2 separate regions of the Homo sapiens genome follow, and region 1 is linked to region 2. Evidence: read pairs that join two places in POLR2A ChIA-PET (ENCODE). Cell type or tissue: CD4-positive, alpha-beta T cell. All regions are shown on one strand. Links, peaks and the distances in the headings refer to the core of each region. The heading gives the core; the rest is flanking DNA. Region 1 holds the start of SLC35A2 (solute carrier family 35 member A2). Region 2 overlaps LOC124905186 (a long non-coding RNA gene).

What was found. ChIA-PET counts read pairs that join two places held together with the same protein. Peaks named below come from ENCODE experiments on the same cell type or tissue, not always from the same donor. Only the 100,000 strongest peaks of a DNase experiment are listed, where the experiment ranks them.
Region 1: POLR2A ChIA-PET joins it to region 2 with 6 read pairs; 8 of 35 experiments call an interaction of 5 or more read pairs at or near these places.

What each region holds. Positions count from the first base shown.
Region 1 is chrX:48,907,672-48,914,800 of GRCh38, forward strand. It overlaps SLC35A2 (solute carrier family 35 member A2), which reads right to left and starts at 3,975. Exons shown (of 5, transcript NM_005660.3): 1 at 3,875-3,975; 2 at 2,143-2,325. The coding sequence starts at 3,965. PIM2 (Pim-2 proto-oncogene, serine/threonine kinase) reads right to left here. Exons shown (of 6, transcript NM_006875.4): 5 at 6,724-6,900; 6 at 5,511-6,623. The coding sequence ends at 6,460. RefSeq lists a silencer at 3,169-3,218 and enhancers at 3,579-3,628, 4,869-4,918, 6,609-6,658. In CD4-positive, alpha-beta T cell, for the core only: no CTCF peak of the experiment used is centred there; DNase peaks (open chromatin) are centred at 4,010 and 4,290; H3K4me3 peaks cover 2,580 bases; H3K27ac peaks cover 1,919 bases.
Region 2 is chrX:48,660,437-48,667,565 of GRCh38, forward strand. It overlaps LOC124905186 (a long non-coding RNA gene), which reads left to right. Exons shown (of 2, transcript XR_007068228.1): 2 at 2,845-3,132. Among named protein-coding and RNA genes, the nearest start is that of WAS, 20 kb to the right of the region's middle. In CD4-positive, alpha-beta T cell, for the core only: no CTCF peak of the experiment used is centred there; no DNase peak of the experiment used is centred there.

The sequences.
Region 1 (7,129 bases), core at 1,794-6,793, 250 kb after region 2:
ATGAATGCAGGCTTGACCATTAAGCAGAAGTCCGCTTGGGACCTGCTCCAGTGAAAACATGATAATCGGGCTGGGCGCAGTGGCTCACGCCTGTAATCCCAACACTTTGGGAGGTTAAGGTGGGTGGATCACCTGAGGTCAGGAGTTCGAGACCAGGCTGGCCAACGTGGTGAAACCCCGTCTCTACTAAAAATACAAAAATTAGCCGGGTGTGGTGGCAGGCGCCTATAATCCCAGCTACTCAGGAGGCTGAGGCAGGAGAATCTTTTGAACCCGGGAGGCGGAGGTTGCAGTGAGCCAAGATCGTGCCATTGCACTCCAGCTCAGACAACAAGGGCAAAACTCCATTTCAAAACAAACAAACAAAAAACATGAGAATCATTTCCTATGTAACAAGGCCTTTGCAAAGCTCGCCCCACTTTTTGGCAGTTCATCTTTTTTTTTGGCGGGGCGGGGTGGGTGGGTGAGGAGTCTTGCTCTGTCGCCCAGGCTGGAGTGCAGTGGTGTGATCTTGGCTCACTGCAACCTCTGCCTCCCGGGTTCAAGCAATTCTCCTGCCTCAGCCTCCCTAGTAGCTGGGATTACAGGCACCTGCCACCGCGCCTGGATAATTTTTGTATTTTTAGTAGAGACGGGGTTTCACCATCTTGGCCAGGCTGGTCTCTAACTCCTGACCTTGTGATCCACCTGCCTCTCGGCCTCCCAAAGTGCTGGGATTACAGACGTGAGCAACCACGCCCAGCCAGCAGTTCATCTTTTAAGTCACAGCTGGGTGTCACTCCACAGGCAAAACTTCTTCAAACACTGAACAAGGTTGTCCCAGGAACTCCTACTGATGTTCATTCACCAAACCCTGTGCACTCCTGGTCTCCAAACTCGAATTCAGGGGAAAAAAATTCCGGGCAGGGGAGAGAGGGGTGCTGAAATTGTGGCTAAGAGATGAAGGCCTGTGATTAAGTCTGTGGCTATCTGTTATTTCCATCTTCCATCAGCAATGAGGACAAGCTGCTCCTCTGCATTGCTAACCCATCTACCCCCACGGCCTGAGGCAGTGTTCACACCTACACTGTTCACAGAGTTAACAAAGGTAAGAGCAGGTCTCTTGTTAACCTGGAGTTAACAGGTGGGTGAGAATATTCTCTTCAATGTAAACAAAGGGCAAAGGTGCATAATTCATCTCCATCCCTTTACTTATGCAAGACCTTTTTAGAGAAACAATTGGGCAACACTTCAAAGTAGAAGGCCTTCAGGGAGATGTTGAAATTAGCAGATAAACCCAACTTCCAATTTACAAGAGATGTAGAAGACAGAATACTTGTTAAATTTTTGAGAATATTTGCCTTAGGGAGGCAGTCAGCAAAATCCAGACTACCCAAAGTCTACAAAACAAATGACCTGTTTTCTCCAACAAATTAATTGCAAAGACCAAAAAACCCCTAGAGATTAACAGATTTAGAAGATACCAAACAAGGCCAGCCTGGTGGCTCACGCCTGTAATCCCAGCACTTTGGGAGGCTGAGGTGGGCGGATCACGAGGTCAGGAGTTCGAGACCATCCTGGCTAACATGGTGAAACCCCTTCTCTACTAAAAATACAAAAAAATTAGCTGGGCGTGGTGGCACGTGCCTGTAATCCCAGCTACATTTATTCAAGATAATTCAGGGGAATTTACTTCCATACAATATTACTTCGTGTGGGATTTACTTAAAAATAATAAGAGGATAAGGACGTAGGTAGACATATAGATTGGCAGTGAGTGAACAATCACTGATGTTGTTTAAAGCGGCCATGAGTTGCTAATTGCTGACTCTGGGGGATGGGTACATGGATATTTTACTATTTGATTATTCTCTCTGATTTTGCATGTATTCGGAATTCTCCATAATATGAAGCTAAATCACATGTGAGAGATCCCTGCTACTTTATAAGCATTGGCAATCTCACTCCTACAGCCCACACAGGCCGGCTACCCGGCTGTTAGGGCTAGAAAAGTGTAAGATGCCGCTACGCATAGCTGGAGTGGCGCTCCAGGCAGGTTGAGATTTGGAGACACTCCTGAAGCAAACCATCTGTGTGAACACACACACATACATGTGGAGTCTCACCCACCGACCCCAGTGCAGCCCCATCCCTGGTTCGTACCCCTCTTCTGTGCGAAGAGCAGCAGCAGGCAGGTGAGACCTTTGAGCACTTCCGCCATGACCACAGCAGTGGTGGCAAAGAAGCGGTCCCCTGGCAACGTGCGGGCGTAGCGGATGCTGAGGATGAGGGAGGCATTCTGGACCACCAGCACAGCTAGGGATATGTACTTCAGGCGCCTGTGAGCTGTGGGGAACGGAAGGGGCAAGGGGGAAGGACGGGGTCAGAAGCCGCTGGGGCATAGCCACACCACCACCCACCCCCTTTCTTTCTCACCCAGGACCCTCCTAGCCATGGCTACTTGCTCCCTCAGCCTGCCTGCCCTCACCCAATAAGGGTCTGACTCCTACCGGCTTACTGCCTCAGCCATGAGCAGGAAGAGCCAGAAGGGAGAAATGGGCCCCACCCTGTCCCAGTCCATACCTGGAATCCTTACTGAGGTGTCAGGTAATGGCTGAGGCAAACCCTGGCCACGCGCCTCGGCTTCCTCCCAAGTGAGAAGCAACTCTTCCCCAGAAAGAATACCGACAACTACATTCTCCACGTTTATTGAGTGTTTACTGTATGCCTATCACTGGGTTAAGGGATTTCTATGGATTACCTCAATAGACTCATATCACTGTCATCTCCAAAAGAACTGCGAGGATTCCCATTTATGGATTAGCAAACTGAGAATTTATATGAAATGATGCTCCTGTTTAATGAGGGACTGTCTCATGTAAAGAATAACACATCAATGCAGGGAATGAGGCCACTGTATGAGGTATGTTCACCCCCTAAGAACGGTCTTTCTCCTATCTAAGAAATGATTCGATTCCCTCACACTGAGAATGGCCTACATCCCATATGGAATGATCCTCCTCATACCCAGAATGGTCTCTCCAACCCCTCACTCCTGTGACAACTGGTTCCTCTCGAACCAGAATAGTCTACTAAATACAAGAAATGATTCCCACATGCTCCCAGGGACTGAATCCTGTATCAGGAATGGTTATCCCACCAAGAAAGGTCTGGCTCCCTCAACCAGATGAGGAAATACTTCCCTGCACTCCACATGGTCTGCCCTCCCACCACCGCACACGGACCCTCTAGCTAATGAATTTTTCCTTGCTCTACCCACACTCACAATGAGCTCTCTCTGCTATAAGGAAGGACCCGGCACTCTCAGAACGTTCTTTCTCCACCATATAACGATGAGCCCTCCCACCCGAATGTACAATGAACTCTACCTCCATTAGGAGGGAGCCCCCAGAACGGTCTCCTCCGCACATAATGAAAGACACCCCCATCCTCAAAATGGACCCTCTCTAGTCACATAAAGAAGGACTCGCCCCACCCTAACTCACAATAGTCTCTGTCCCTTTATAAGGAAGGAACCACCACCCTCAGAATAGTCTCCCCCTTCTTCAGTGAGGAACTCCCACACCCGCAGAATGGTCTCTTCCACACGGAAGGACTCCACATATTCAGAATGGTTTCGGTGGCCTTAGCCTTCCCAAAAAGAATTACCCACCACACTCACAATGGTCTCTACTCTCCATATGCGGAAGGATCCCACAATCACTCTCAGAATGTTCTCTTCCCCGCCCCCAACACACTGACAATGTGCACACACACACACACACACACGTCGGTCCACACGGGATGCTCCCTCTCACTTTAGTGAGGAACATTCCCGACTCCCAGCGATCCCGACCTCCGCCTCCCATGCGACTGCTCGGGCAGACTGTCTCACCCGCACTGGCGGTCCCCGGCTCCAATGCACCCGCGGAAACCGCCCCTGGCCCGGGCGCCGCGGTGGAACCACCAGCCCCAACCGCTGCCATGTTGGCATCTGCCCGGCCCGTCCCCTCGGCAACAGAAAAACCACTTCCGCGTTCGTCACTTCCGCTGCCGGGCCACCTGAGTGAAGGTGGAGCGAGAGCCGGGATCGTCAGGGTGGTGGCTTTTCTCCTCCGCTCCTAAAAGCTCAATGTATGAATAGCCCCGGGATTTCCAAATTCCGTCGGATCGGGAGGCCGGGGACACGGCCCGATCGGCCTACCCACCATCCCTACAGAGCTTCATCGGCCCATTCCTGTCACTAGACCCGCCTTATCCTGCCGTTCGTCCGCTTCACTGATCGCGCTTTCCAGATCATCCCCCGATCTTGTCTCCTAGACTCATTGGTTCAGCCACCCCTTTCATCTCGGCTCTTTATTGGCAGCTTCTCCATAAGGCGCCGCCCTTTCCGTATCAGAAACTACCAGGTGCTTCATGGTTGGACTGAAATTCCGCTTTCCCGTCTTCCAGAGAGGCCTCGCCCCCTGGAGAGCACACGGGAATCTGGGGACGAAGAAACTTTGACCTGGCGGGGTCGGGGTGAGGGCGTACTGGCATCAGGTGCGAGTCAGGAATGTTAAGCTAGCAGATAAAAGCAGAGCAGGTGAGGATAAACAAGTGAAAATGCAAAGGAAAGTTGACGCACATAAGGGAAGACAAGTGAGTCACCACTGAGGATGGCAAAGGGGACAGGCGAAAGGCTCACAGGTTAGCTAGCATTTGGAAGCAGGGCAAGAGTCCGGGCCAGAGGCGGTGGCTCACGCCTGTAATCCCAGCACTTTGGGAGGCTGAGCCGGGCGATCACCTGAGCTCAGGAGTTCCAGCCTGGGCAAAACGACAAAACCCCGTCTCAAATAAAAAAAAAAAATTACCCGGGCTTAGTGGTATGCACCTGTACCCAGCTACTCTGGAGGCTGAGGCAGGAGAACCGCTGGAACCCGGAAGGCGGAGTTTATACTGAACCGAGACAAATAAGCAGGGCAAGAGAGGGAACAACTCAGGTCGGAACAAGTGAAACCAACATGGAATAGGGTAGGCCAGGTAAGTCAAGTGTTGAAGGAGAAATTAGAGGGATGGGTATGTAAGGGTAAAGATGGGGGAAGAGGCTAAAGATAAAGAGCAAAACAGGTGACTACACCCTGGACAGATTCCAGTCAGCGCCCAACCCCAGCCCCGCCCTGGCCAGTACCCTGACAGGGCTTTTCTTCTGCAACAGGGGAAAGGGCTTCTTCATTCCCCTGGGGTGCCAGGGAAGGTAGTTTTTCTGCTTCTGAGATAGCCATCTTGATTGGGGATGTGCCCTAAACACCTTCAATATGCACAGTATCTCCAACAGAGAACCCTTCTGCACATACTGGGCACTGCATAAGATCAGGGGCAGGGGAATCAAGATTTTTTTGTGTGTGTGTGGTGCAGCTTCAAGAATCCTTAAAGCTCTTTAGGATGGCAACATAAGACTGTGGCTTCCTGAGGACAAAGCAGAGGGACAGTCTGTCTCAGTGCACAGTAGATGCTCCATAAAAGCCTCACACCTACAAATGGCCAGCCGCTTCTGATTCTATTACTTTTATTAAATAGTGGGTTTCCACACATGGCTTTTTAAATAATCCAGGCAGGAGAAGAGAGGAGGGCACACTTGGAACTCCCCTCCCCACAATACGTGATTATTTACATTTTAGTAATTGGACAATCCCGGCTCAGGAGGAGGTTGCAAGAATCTGCAAAAGTTGGAGGGAGCGCCCCAGGAGAACAAACAGCAAGCCTTATTTCCCCTAGCCCATCCCCCAAAAAACCATCCATCCCATCCTAGTGTCTGGTGGTGTCCGGTGGTGTCCATCTTCCATTCCTTCCCAAATTATGGAAGTAAGGTTCTTCTCACCAGAATAAGAGCACTTGGGATAACAGAGTAGGGTCCCCTCACCCAAAAAAAAAAAAAAAAAAAAGAAGCCTTGGGGTAACAACAGGGCATTACCTCCCCCAGAATAAAGAATCCTGGGCTGAGGCAGGTAAGCAGCTTGACCCAATATGGGACCCTAGGCTAGGGGAAAGGGTCCCTTTACTAAAATAAAAGCTACTGGGGTATTGGAAGGAAAGCACCCTTGCCCAAGTAAGAGCATATGAACTAAGTTTGTGTGGTGGTAGTAGGAGGTGCCAATGTGGGGTGACACATCATCAGAATAAGAGTCCCGGGGCTCAGAATGGGAACAACTTCACCAAAATAAACTTCCTTAGCAAAATGAGAAGCAAGAAGTTCCCCCTCCAGAATCAGGGACCACAGGTTCTGGGAGGAAGGCTCCTTTGTAGGATTGGGAAGGGAACTGGGCAGACTTGGTTTATGTCTTCTAACCCCTGATCCTCAATCCCTTACCTTAGTAATACTGGACTTTAATGACTGGTAATGACCTGTAAAACCAAGTCAACAAATGTCCATCTATCCCTGTGACATGGCCATGGGATGGCTCTTCTGACCATTGGGGGCCAGGCCAGGCCAGGCCAGGCTTAGGGTAGCAAGGACCAGGCCAAAGGGGCAGGGCCTCCTTTGGAGGGGTTGAGGGGTACATCCTCGGCTGGTGTTTGCATCCAGGGGTCCAGCAGGATCTCTTCCAGTGAGGGTCGGGAAGAAGGTTTGGGGGCCAGGCACCGGCGGATTAGGGCACAGCAGTCTGTAGGCCAAGAAGCAGAGAGGGAAGATTAGCAGTCAGTAGGGGGTACTGGTCCCTGAGAAGGATGGAGTCTTCTGGGCTGGGGTCAGTGAGGCCTCACCTGGGGAGACATGGGCTGGGAAGTGGAGCTCAGCTTCCAGAATCTCCTGGTCCCTCTCAAAGGGAATGTCCCCACACACCATGTCATAGAGGAGGATGCCCAGTGACCAGACAGTGGCCGGGAGTGCATGGTACTGGTGTCGAGAGATCCACTCTGGGGGGCTGTACACCCTTGTCCCTGCACACAAGCCAGGGGTTAGACCAACTCAATCTCATGATGCCCTTCTCCAACCCCAAACTCTCCAGGAAGGATGGCCTCACCACAATTAAGAGCACTCAAGATAAAAGCAGAGTCCCCTCACTAGATAAAAAGCAGCTAAAATAACAGAGTCCCCTCAACAGAATAAAAGCACTGAAAAGTAACAGGATCCCCTTACCAGAGAAAGAATACTCAGGATGGTAACAGG
Region 2 (7,129 bases), core at 670-5,669:
GCGCGCCTGCAATCGCAGGCACTGGGCAGGCTGAGGCAGGAGAATCAGGCAGGGAGGTTGCAGTGAGCCGAGATGGCAGCAGCACAGTCCAGCTTCGGCTCGACATGAGAGGGAGACCGTGGAAAGAGAGGGAGACCGAGAGGGAGAGGGAGACTGAGAGGGAGAGGGAGACCGAGAGGGAGAGGGAGACCGAGAGGGAGAGGGAGAGGGAGACCGAGAGGGAGAGGGAGAGGGAGACCGAGAGGGAGAGGGAGAGGGAGAGGGAGAGGGAGAGGGAGAGGGAGAGGAAACCTCTTTCTTTAGCACTATTCATGTTCTCTTCTCCTGGACGTCAGTACCTTAAATAGAGTCATCCTCCCTCATGGACTCCACACTTCTCTCTCTCTCTCTCTCTCTCTGTCTCTCTCTCTCTGAGATAGGGTCTCACTCTGTCACCCAGGCTGGAATGCAGTGGCAAGATCATGGGTCACTGAAACCTCCACCTCCCAGGGCTCAAGTGATCTTCTCACCTCAGCCTCCTGAGTAGCTGGGACTACAGGCATGTGCCACAGTGCCTGGTTAATTTTTGTATTTTTTGCAGAGATGGGGTTTCACTATGTTGCCCAGGTTGATCTCAAATTCCTGGGCTCAAGCAATCTTCCTACCTCGGCCTCCCAAAGTACTGGGATTATAGGCATGAGCCACTGTGCCTAGCCATATATCCTTCTCTCTCTTATCCTACTCCAGTCTGGCTTTGGTCCGCACTTGTTCACTGACATTCCTCTCTGTGACATGATGAGTTCTCTGTGGGCACACTGAGTTTGAGGTGTCAAAGCACATAAAAATGGAAAGGTCTACTAGGCAGTTGTTTATGTGGTCCAACTCTCTTTTGGTTCATATTTGCTTGGTGTATCTTTTTCCATCCCTCTATTTTCAACCTTTCTTTGTGGTTTTATTCTAAGCGTGTTTCCTGTCACAGGTCTGTAGTTGAATTAACAACAACAACAACAAATCCAATCTGATAACCTCTGTTTTCAACAGGCATGTAATCATTTATATTTATTTTGATTACTTATGTATTGGAACTTATTTCTACCATCTTATGTTTGCTGTTTACTACCCCGTTCCCCCTCATCTTTTCCCATTATATGTTAGATGGATAAAGTTTTTGAAATTGCCCCATTACACATTTTATTTTTTCCTTTGCTGGTTCTGAAGTTATAGATGGTATTTCTCCTCATTTAGTGGTTTCCATTAATTTTTAAAGTTCCTGAATCTCATGCTTCCAGTATCAACATGCCTAACCAGCAGGGCCTCCATTAATTTTTAAATATATGTTCTAAATTATAAATTTAAGAGCCAGGCACAGTGGCTCACACCTGTAATCCCAGTGACTTTGAAGGCTGAGTTGGGAGGATCGTTTGAGGCCAGGAGTTTAAGATCAAACTGGGTAACATAGAGAGATCCCATCTATACAAAATTTTTTTTTCAATGAGCCAGGTGTGGTGGCACATGCCTGTAGTCCTAACTACTTGGGAGGTTGAGGTGGGAGGATCCCTTGAGCCCAGGAATTTGAGGCTATAGTGAGCTAGGATTGCAGCACTGCACTCCAGCCTGGATAACAGAGTGAAACAAATAAAAAATAAATACTTATGTTTCTATAAATTTACATACATAGATAAATATTAAAAATATATTAAGCCAGCTATAGTGGCACACACCTGTAGTCCCAGCTACTTGGGAGGCTAAGCTGGCAGGATTTCTTGAGCCCAGGATTTCGAGGCCAGCCTAGGCAACATAATGAGACCCCATTTCTTTAAAAAAAAAAATATATATATATATATATAAATATATATACACACATAAACACACAAACCAATATCCAAAAAATATATCTTTAAAAATGTATTGTCTCAGCCGGACATGGTGGCTCATGCCTGTAATCCCAGCACTTTGGGAGGCCGAGGCAGGTGGATCACAAGGTCAGGAGATCGAGACCACCCTGGCTAACACGGTGAAACCCCGTCTCTACTAAATATAAAAAAAATTAGCCAAGCATGGTGGTGGGCGCCTGTAGTCCCAGCTACTTAGGAGGCTGAGGCAGGAGAATGGCGTGAACCTGGGAGGCGGAGCTTGCAGTGAGCCGAGATCGTGCCACTGCACTCCAGCCTGGGCGACAGAGCGAGACTCCGTCTCAAAAAAAAAAAAAATGTATTGTCTCCAGTTCATCAGTATATGTATTATCTACCTACTCTTAAAAGAATAAAGGCCAGGCGCAGTGGCTCACGCCTGTAATCCCAGCACTTTGGGAGGCCGAGGCAGGTGGATCACGAGGTCAGGAGATTAAGACCATCCTGGCTAGCATGGTGAAACCCCGTCTCTACTAAAAATACAAAAAAATTAGCCAGGCATGGTGACAGATGCCTGTAGTCCCAGCTACTTGGGAGGCTGAGGCAGGAGAATGGCATGAACCTGGGAGGTGGAGCTTGCAGTAAGCCAAGATTTCGCCACTGCACTCCAGCCTCAGTGACAGAGCAAGAGTCCGTTTCAAAAAAAAAAAAAAAGAATAAAGACACAGTGAATCAAGTTCTTTAAAAGCAGAGCCAAGAAGAGTCCTGTGATAGGCAGCTTCTGACATGGCCCCAATGATTTCTGCCTTCTGATATTTACACCCATGTGGAAATCCCTGCACTTGAGTGTGGGCTGAACCTAGTGACCAGCTTCTAATGAACAGAATATGGCAAAAGTGATAGGATGTAGGATGTCACTTCTATGATTAGGCTCCAAAAGATTGTGACTTCTGATGTGCTAGTTCTCTCTCTCTGTCACTATCTCTTGCCCTCTTCTTTGCTCCCTCTGATGAAGCCAGCTGCCACAGTGTGAGCTGCCCTATGGAGAGGCCTCTATAGCAAGAAAGTGAGGCCTTCAGTCCAGCAACCCTCAAGCAACTGAAACCTGCCAACAACCACATGAGTCAGCTTGGAAGTGGATCCATTACCCATCAGGCTTTCAGATGAGACCACAGCCCCGGCTGCCACCTTGATTCCAACTTCATGAGAGATCCAGAGACAGAGAACCTAGCTAATCTGTGACTAGATTCCTGACTCACAGAAACTATGAGATAATAAATGTCTGTTGTTTTAAGCTGCTAAATTCTAGGTAATTTGTTACACATCAATACATGGCTAATACAAAGATTTTTTTTTTCTGTGACAACTTTTTTTATCATATGGAGAGGCAAAGGTGGCACAGACTCTACAATCAGCCAAACGTGGCTGTCTCTTGCCTTGGGCAGGTTATGTAATCCCTGAGCTCAGTCTTCTCACTTGTAAATCTTTTTTGTTTTCTTCCCCTTCCTCCCTCCCTCCCTCCTTCCTTCTTTTTTTTTTTCTTTTTTTTTCTTGACAGAGTCTTGCTCTGTTGCCCAGGCTGGAGTGCAGTGGCATGATCTCGGTTCACTGTAACCTCCACTTCCCAGGCTCAAGCGATTCTCATGTCTCAGCCTCCCAAGTAACTGGGACTATAGGCATGTGCCACCACGCCTGGCTAATTTTTGTATTTTTAGTAGAGATGAGGTTTTGCCATATTGGCCAGGCTGATCTCGAACTCCTGGCCTCAAGTGATCCACCCACCTCGGCCTCCCGAAGTGCTGGGATTATAGGCCTCACTTGTAAATCTAAGCTAACAATGCCTGCCTTGCATATGAGCTTTTCAGATTGTTAATAAGGTTTAAGAGGGCATGGCACACAGTAGGTCATCATCTTTATGACCTCCATTCTTGTAAATCTGATGCTCATTCCAATTTCAGTGTTCTGGGTTCTTCAAAAAGTCCCCACCACTAAAACTTTGCTTTATCATGAAGATTTCACTCAGTCCATTGTGTGATAGTATTCATAAAGCACCTGAAAGTACTACCTCTCAAATGAGTATCTCCCGTTCTCAAAATCAATGCCACACATAGACTCTAATTCAACCATGGTACAGGGGATGGTGAATTAGGCCTGGAGCCTCTAAGCAATGGCCTGCCATCCAACATCAAATCATGCTGAAAATCCTTTTTTTTTATACTAAGACAAAAACACAATCAAAGAATCATTGCAGTTTCTATGTGAATGAACCTCATATGAAATCCTCTGAACAGCAGTGGCTCATATCTGAGAGGGAAGGAGGATGTGAGAACATCTACATTACTAGATCTTCATGAATGGGCTGCTGAAGTCTGGCTTTTCCCTGTACTAAATCTCTCTGTAATTTTGTGCCTGCTCATGGAAACTGCATTCACAAATAGTATATTATGCATATACACAGACTTACACAGACAACCTTTGCAGATAAAAAGCAAATCCCTGCCAATGATAAACAAAATGAACATAAAACCTATTACAGTCTTAGATTATCTTCTAAACCTTACATTCTCTTATGCTTAATTCTTTTCATTTTTAATTTTAATTTTTAATTTTTTTATTTTCCTGTTCTCCTCAGCTGCTCATAATTTGTATTTTTAGAGACAGGGTCTTGTGCTATCACCCAGGAGTGTAGTGACCTGATCATGGCTCATTGCAGCCTCGACCTCCTGGGCTCAGTGATCCTCCTACCTCAGCTTCCTGAGTAACTGGGATTAACATGCCCGGCTAATTTTTGTATTTTTAGTGGAGATGGGGTTTTGCCATGTTGGCCAGGCTGGTCTCGAACTCCTGGCCTCAAGTGATCTGCCAGCCTCGGCCTCCTAAAGTGCTGGGATTACAAGTGTGAGCCACCGTGCCAGGCCTATGTTTATTATGTATATATTTTTACATTTAATATGCATACCTTTTCTTATATTCTTGTATTTCATACACATAATGGTCAGCAGCCTGTATATACTACCCTGGATCTTTTTTTTTTTTTTTTTTGAGATGGAGTTTCACCCTTGTTGCCCAGGCTGGAGTGCAATGGCACGGTCTCAGCTCACTGCAACCTCCACCTCCTGGGTTCAAGCGATTCTCTGGCTGGCATTACAAGTGTGAGCCACCACATCCAGCCTTACCCTAGGTATTTTAGAACAATTACAGACAGTAAATACCTATCAATCTATACCTATATCTACATATCTTAAGAATTTTATTAAAAATGATCAAAAGGGAATTCTCTCCTTTTTCCTTCTAATTCAGATCTCGAGTTGCACTGTTGAAGCAATGTGCCAAAATTGCTTTTATTTTCCTAAATTAAAAGATGTGATATTATCTATTCTTATCAGCAAAGGGTAAAAAAACAATTTATTACAGAAGAAAAAGCGAGATAAAAACATAGGATGGTAGGCTGGGCGTGGTGGCTCATGCCTGCAATCCCAGCACTTTGGGAGTCAGAGGCAGGCGGATCACCTGAGGTCAGGAGTTCGAGACCAGCCTGGCCAACATGGTGAAACCCCGTCTCTATTAAAAATACAAAAATTAGCCGGGCATGATGGCAGGTGCCTGTAATCCCAGCTACTCGGGAGGCTGAGGCAGGAGAAACACTTGAACCCGGGAGGCGGAGGTTGCAGTGAGCTGAGATCATGTCACTGCACTCCAGCCTGGGTGACAGAGCAAGACTCCATCTAAAAACAAAACAAAACAAAACAAAAACAAACAACCAAAAAAATAGAATAGTCCTTTTCCTTTCAGGATTGCAAAGAGAACATAAAGAATTAAGCGGCATACTTTCCTAAAATCCTGAAACAGAAACCTTTCATCAAAGTTCTAATTCTACTCCCTCTAGACGGTCATCCTCCCAGCTCACCCAGCTGGCTGCCCAGTCAGTGACTAAGAGCAGAGCTGTTTTGGCTCAGGCTGAAGTTAATCTGTGCCTTGGGCAGAGACAAACTGTTGGTGCCTGTAAGAGTAAAATCCTAAATGATTAGAGCAGAAAACTCTTCTGAATTAAGGGTCTGCAAGACAAACAGGTTGCCATAGACATTTATAAGGAAACAGCCATTAGCACACCCATATGATACACTTTGCTCTTTTTTTTTTTTTTTGAGACATAGCCTTGTTCTGTCACCCAGGCTGGAGTGCAGTGGCACGATCTCGGCTCACTGCAGCCTCTGCCTCCCAGGTTCAAGTGATTTTCCTGCCTCAGTCCCCCAAGTAGCTGGGACTATAGGTGTGCACCACCAAGCCCGGCTAATTTTTGTATTTTTAGTAGAGACAGGGTTTCACCATGTTGGGCAGGCTGGTCTCGAACTCCTGGCCTCAGATGATCTGCCCCCCTCCTTGGCTTCCCAAAGTGCTGGGATTACAGGTGCGAGCCACTGTGCCCAGCCTCACTTTGCTCTATCTTTTGGCCTGGTTTCCCCAGGCACTGTGGAGGGAACACAAATATGAGTCACTGTTCCTGTCCTCCAACTGCTTCCTGCCTCTTCAGGGAGCTCAGCCCTGTACTGTCCAAAGAGAGGACTACCAGACTGGGCAATATAGCGAGACACCACCTTTACAAAAAATTTTTTAGAAATTAGCTGGGCATGGTGGCACACACCTGTAGTCACGGCTACTTGGGAAGCTGAGGTGAGAGGATCACTTGAGCCCAGGAGTCTGAGACTACAGTAGGCTATCACAACACTGCACGCCAGCCTGGGTGACAGAGCAAGACCCTGTCTAAAAAAAATAAAAATAAATAACAAAGAGGGGACTAGCAGAGCCATGTGGGAAGTAGTAAGTCACTTGTAGTAATAGCCACTTGTAATTAATCACTTCACAGATCAAAGTAGTTCATATTTAGCCTACTCATCAGCACCTGACTATAAAGGTGTCAGGCCAGAGTCTCCATTTCACAACTTAAATTAAAGTGATTGTTCTCGGCCAGGCGCAATGGCTCACACCTGTAATCCCAGCACTTTGGGAGGCCAAGGCCAGAGGATCACTTGAGGTTAGGAGTTCGAGACCAACCTGGCCAACATGGCGAAACCCCATCTCCACTAAAAATACAAAAAAAAAAAAAAATTAGCTGGGTGTGGTGGTGCGTGCCTGTAGTTCCAGCTACTAGGGAGACTGAGGCAGGAGAATTGCTTGAACCCAGGAGGCAGAGGTTGCAGTGATTCAAGATCACACCACTGCACCCAGCCTGGGCGAGAGAGTGAGACTCTGTCAAAAAAACCAAAACAAAACAAAAAAAAAACACCACCAAAGTGATCATT